Regions from separate parts of the Homo sapiens genome. Here region 2 is linked to region 1. A link is an interaction called in ENCODE POLR2A ChIA-PET data of the cell type or tissue named here. Cell type or tissue: OCI-LY7. All regions are shown on one strand. Links, peaks and the distances in the headings refer to the core of each region. The heading gives the core; the rest is flanking DNA. Region 1 overlaps POU2F1 (POU class 2 homeobox 1). Region 2 overlaps POU2F1 (POU class 2 homeobox 1).

Region 1 (2,931 bases), core at 113-2,612:
GAATTCCTGACATAAATTTGTTGTTTCTGTCATTCACTCTTTACATAGTGGCTTTTACTGTGCTGGGCAGATACTGCTACCCTGGGTTTAGGCCATGCCTTATGCATAAGAATTCAAACGTTTTCAGAAGTATCATTTTACTTTATCTTTGGCAACTATGAAGGTGACAGGAGCAGCTTTAATTTTCAAGTGCAGAAAATGACAATATAGGAAAAAAGTCATTTGCAAAAGTTTTAAATGTAAGATATCCAAGTCCCGGAGTTCATATCATTTAACTTTCCAGGTGACTAGAGTAACTAAAAAAGTCTCAATAATTCTGCATATAAACAGACATAACTCCACACAAAATATGACCACCATTAGCCACCATATATCTAAAAATCAAAGTGCCTTGATTTATTTGAAATCTTCATCACCAAAGATGGTTTTAACAAATTTAAGCTGGACATCTTCCACTCCAAAAGGCTTGCTGTTCTACAGAGAAAACTCTAAAAAGGTTTTCCAACATTTAAAGTTGTAGTTATCTAGAGTATATAGTTGATTTTAAAAAAATTAAAAAGAGGACTAATCCTAGCAAAAATTTGAAAAGTTAATAGTTTCTAAAATCTGGAAATCGATCAACAGATCTGTTGCAGCAACCAGTACAATTACCCTCTTTATTAACATTTATAAAAACTATTCTGCATTGTGACTCAACCTTATTTTTCACTGAGCATTTTGGTTTTTGTATAAGACGTTCTCATTAGGTATGAAAAACATTTTTATTAATATGTATATATTATATATGTACAGTTCTATGCCTTGTTTCAGATTTAAGATGTTTTTATAACTACATGAAATGTTCTCAATAGGAATTTCCAAAAAGCAAAAATATTCATTCGAGCTGAACTCTAAATTAACTGTATTTACTAACGATACCCTCTGAATCAGAAGAGCTAGTCACAGGGAGGGACCTACTGCAAATTCAAGTAAGCTTGTGCTTTGCAAATGCTTTCCTCCTTCCCTGCTCAGTCCAACTCTCCCCCTCCCCCGCCACAGGCTGCATATGCGATTAAGCATTTATGCATAGTCAACCCGACACACTCTATTTCCATATTAAAGCTTCTAAGAAAAGAACTGTGCTGGTACCCACCTAGAACATAGTCACTGCAGTCCAGCATTGCTGTGAAATCTTCTAGAGGAGCAGAGAGTCCAAACAAGGAAGAAACAGGTAGCAGTTTGGGGTGGGGAAAGAAGGTACTACTATTTCTAACAAATCTACAGTATGTTCTTAAGCGAAAAGAGGGGGGTTGCGTAGGGTGGAAAGTGGATTAAGGGGAAAAGCAAAATACAACTTCTGTTACACCATAGCAATCTTCAACTGAATAAGGAAACTTCAGTTGCTCAGAGGAGTTTTAGTCTCTCCTACCAGCTAGGACTGACATTGTCAAGGCAACTGAAGCATGAAAAAGTTCCTCTTTTTGTAATAAAATAGAAACAAAGATTGCAGCTGGCAGTTTCCATAATGAAGCTTAATCAGTATGCGCGTGATTAGGGCCTTATGCAAATCTCTCCTCGTTAGCACAGCAGCCAGCACTTTGAAGTCCATGAACAATTCATTTACAGAATATACTGAAAGCACTCCCTGCATAATTTAAATCGTTGCATAAATATTTATCAGGCTATTTGCATATTAATTGGCAGTGCATGAAGGGAAAAATTATCTCCTGAGTGCCAGCATAATAATTAGGAGGATAAAATGAGACTTCTTCCAATGGCCTGGCTTCTTGGACCTAACTGGAGATAGTACCAAGGGAGAAGGGAGGTACAGGAGACAGAGTTCTGTTAAAATGCCACTGAAATGACACGTACAAATTAGAAACAACCCTACAGACTTAAGCACCTTTAATCTTATTCCTGCTGGCAACAATGACTTCAGTAATAAGAGGATTTGCAAAAAGCTTTCTACACAATCCAAATAATCCCAAGGAAACAATTAGCAAGGTAGAAGCAGAACACAAGGCTGTCAAGATGGTGCTAGTCTACTGATAGGGAATTTTCCAATTCTTAACACACTTCCGTCAAGAGAAAGTCCCACTTTAAAACGAGGCAACAGTAAACCCAGAAGCAGTGCAAGGTGTATAAAGTATCTTAAAGAGTATAGAAATTCATTATCTACAAATCTTTTTATATTACCAAATTAACAGAATAGATTAGTTGAATGCTACATATTATGCAGTATCCTTCCCCCATGAAAATAAATCTCAAGTAGAAAGAAGACAGTTTGTTACTTAGAATCTCTATTGTCAAAGGGTGGGCCATGTAAATTGTGGAATTACTTGGTATTCTCAAGTATATTTCACTTAATGAACATACATACATATATATAATCCTTACTAAACTATATGTTTATTCAATTTAAAGTATATTTACAAGGTAAGTCATCAACCCAAAATTTTTTAGGCATTACAATGACAACAGCCTAATCATCACAGACAATTCAGGAGATTTATAAAATCTCCATGGAGTAATAAGCATTATTACCCCTTTCTTTCCTTATATATTATTAAAGTAAGGAAACTGAGGCACAGAGAACTAAAACACTTTATCCAATGTCACACTAGTAATTCGGAATCAGGATTTAAAACTAGAATTTTCTGATATCAGAATCTGTGCTCTTGGCTATTCCTATGCATTATGGATGAGTTAAACACGTAGGGAATTGCTGAGAGGTGGTAAAGCAGCAGACTGAATGGTTTGTTTTCCGTGTAGTGAAGAAACCAGTAAACGGCAGCAAAGACATTGTGTTTAAAAGTCAGGTGTGTACAGATACACAGAAGAGTGCACTAGATTTGAGGAGAGTTCTGAAAGGTGTCAGCCCATTAATAACTGTTTTTATTTAGAACTAGTCTTCAGGAAATGAAAGACAGATTTTAACAAGGGGCCTTTAAA
Region 2 (2,931 bases), core at 283-2,782, 81 kb before region 1:
GCTACTCGGGAGGCTAAGGCAGGAGAATCGCTTGAACCTGGGAGGCGGAGGTTGCAGTGAGCCAAGATTGCGCCACTGCACTCCAGCCTGGCGACAGAGCAAGACTCCATCTCAAGAAAAAAAAAAAAAAGAAATTATTTGTGAGGTCTTAGAAAAAAGTGCCTGAATATGCTTTTGGTTTAAGGAGAATGAACATTTGGATATAAATGACTAACTGACATTAAATATATCATTACTAAACACTAAAACACATTTGCTGGGATTATTTAATGTTTGAGATCAGTGTTGTCTAACAGAAATACAAGACATATGTAATTTAAAAATTTCTAGTAGCCCCACTGAAAATGGTAAGACAAGGCCAGGTGTGGTGGCTCACGCTTGTGATCCCAGCACTTTGGGAGGCTGAGGTGAGTGGATCATTTGAGGTCAGGAGCTCGAAACCAGCCTGGCCAATGTGGTGAAACCCCGTCTCTATTAAAAATACAAAAATTAGCCAGGCATGGTGGTGGGCGCCTGTAATCCCAGCTACTCAGGAGGCTGAGGCAGGAGAACTGCTTGAGCCCAAGAGGTGGAGGTTGCAGTGAGCCGAGATGACGCCATTACACTCCAGTCTGGGTGACGAAGTAAGACTCCGTTAAAAATAATAATAATAATAATAATAACATTTTTTGGTGATGAAATCTTTTACCAAGCTTCAGAACATGCTCTTCTTTCATAACAATCTTGTTACAAATTCAGGCAATTTTGTCCTTCCAAAAATCTGTTTTAAAACCTTCTTCTGGTCTGTACTAAGAACATCTAGAATTGAACTCTCACTTCCACTCTTCAGTTTTTATCACATGTCACAGGGTTGGGAGAGACTCAGACATCATTTATTTCAGCACTGACTACTTTCTTCACCTCCTATAAAGCTGTGCAAAAGTGGCTGCCAAATGAATGAGGTAAACATAATGTTCTTATTGTTAAATAAAAAGGAAGGCTTTCTTCCTCTGTCTACCCTTCTGAAAAATATAAGTGATTTATTTTTATTGCCACTGCCCCTAAATATCATTACATCTTTGTAGATACTATGAATCCTATTTTCGTTCATTACTTCTTTGGTTCTAAATCTCTCAGAACAATCAACCACTGAACACTGGATGCTGTGTAGGGTCCTGTGTTAGGCAGATTCATATACCCTTTTTCGCTTTAATCTTCTCTTAAGACATGCCCCCTGTCACATAGTAAGGTGAACATCTTTTATTTCTCTTCCATGCTAAGCAATTTCAATGTACTTTCAATCTTTTTTTGACCAATTTCTCACCTTATCTAACCTGATTTTACCTATGGGTACTACTTCCCTTTCAAAGTTCTGAAATTGAATTGCCTATTTTTATAAGTCCTAATATCTTGAGCTCAAAAGGCTTAAAATAGTTATTTCTTTACTCTCCAGCCACCTTCAAATCATTCACCAACTGTTTTCTTAAATCCCTTAAGTTTACAAAGAAAATCCCAGTCAAATTTTATCAGTGAATTTAACCTAGGCCAGAAGATGATGACTCCAGAAGCATTCAAAATTGTTCTAGGCGTCTCCAATATAAATGTTATATAAATAAGCATTATGGTATAACAACTTAAAATTATCTTCAAATTAATTATCCCAGTCAGTGAGTCATGTTTTCATCAATATATGTATTTCATGACTGTAAATTCTTGGCAACTTGGCAATTTAATTACTTGGGTAACTTTGACTAGTGAACTTATTGTTGCTGAGCCTCAATGTCCTCAACAGCAAAATAAGATACCACCAACCACCTCACAGGGGCAGTAGGAAGCTATAGTCAAGGTGTGTATATAGTACCTGGCACTTCCCTGTGCTTCCCGCCCTGTCTTGTCTTTTCTCAAACAGCTTTTATTGAGATACAACTTATAAACTGGATATCCATATGCAGAAAGAGGAATTTAGATCTTTACCTTACACTGTGCATAAAAATTAACTAAAACAGATCAAAGGCCTAAATATAAGAGCTGAAACTATAAAGCTTCTAGTAAATAAAGTAGGACAAAATCTTTGTGACCCTGGGTTAAGCAAAGAGTTCACAGACACAGCACCAAGAGAATGATCCATAAAAGAAAAGAAAAATCAGTGAACTCAACTTCATCAAAAGTAAAATCTTTTGCGCTTCAAAAGCCACAGACTGAGAGAAAACATTTGCAGATCACATATCCAATAAAGGAACTGGAATTGTGTCAGAATGTATAAACAATTCTTACAACTCAATAGTAAGAATATAAACAACTTAGATTTTTAAATGGACAAATGTTAGTAGACATTTTAACAAGGAAGATATAGGAGTGACTAGTAAGCACATGAAAATTCATCCAGCTTTAAAATTTGATGACTTTTAATCAACTTACAGTTATACAACCATCATCACAATCCAGATTATGACATTTCCACTCCCAAAAAAGATCCCTTGTGCCTGTTTGTAATCATGTCACACTCCTACCTAGTTATCTGCTTTTTGTCTCTAGATTTTTGTGGACATTTCACACAAATGGAATCATACAATATGTAGTCTCTTGCATCTGGCTTCTTTTACTTAACATTCTGTTTTCAAGGTTCATCCACATTGTAGCACGAATCAACACCTCATTAATTTTTATGGCTGAATAATATTCCACTGTGTAGATATAACACATTTTGTTTATTCATTCACCAGTTGATGAGCACTGGTTTGTTTCCAGTTCTTGGATATTATAAATAAGGCTGCTATATAAACATTCACATTGAAGTTTTTGTGTAGAAATGTCTTCATTTCTCTTGGGGAAATTGCTGGGTAGGACGGTAAATTTATGTTTAAAAGAACTGCCAAGATGTTTTCCGAAGCTGTATCATTCTACATTCCTACAAGCAATGCATGAAAGTTCCAGTTTCTCCACATCCTTCCC

What was found. ChIA-PET counts read pairs that join two places held together with the same protein. Peaks named below come from ENCODE experiments on the same cell type or tissue, not always from the same donor. Only the 100,000 strongest peaks of a DNase experiment are listed, where the experiment ranks them.
Region 2: POLR2A ChIA-PET joins it to region 1 with 5 read pairs; 4 of 35 experiments call an interaction of 5 or more read pairs at or near these places.

What each region holds. Positions count from the first base shown.
Region 1 is chr1:167,327,508-167,330,438 of GRCh38, reverse strand. All of the region lies in intron 1 of POU2F1 (POU class 2 homeobox 1), which reads right to left. Among named protein-coding and RNA genes, the nearest start is that of POU2F1, 110 kb to the right of the region's middle. RefSeq lists an enhancer at 630-2,722. In OCI-LY7, for the core only: no CTCF peak of the experiment used is centred there; DNase peaks (open chromatin) are centred at 1,058, 1,488 and 1,968; H3K4me3 peaks cover 2,500 bases; H3K27ac peaks cover 2,500 bases.
Region 2 is chr1:167,408,241-167,411,171 of GRCh38, reverse strand. The region is part of intron 13 of POU2F1 (POU class 2 homeobox 1); the gene reads right to left. Among named protein-coding and RNA genes, the nearest start is that of CD247, 110 kb to the left of the region's middle. In OCI-LY7, for the core only: a CTCF peak has its summit at 1,799; a DNase peak (open chromatin) is centred at 1,801.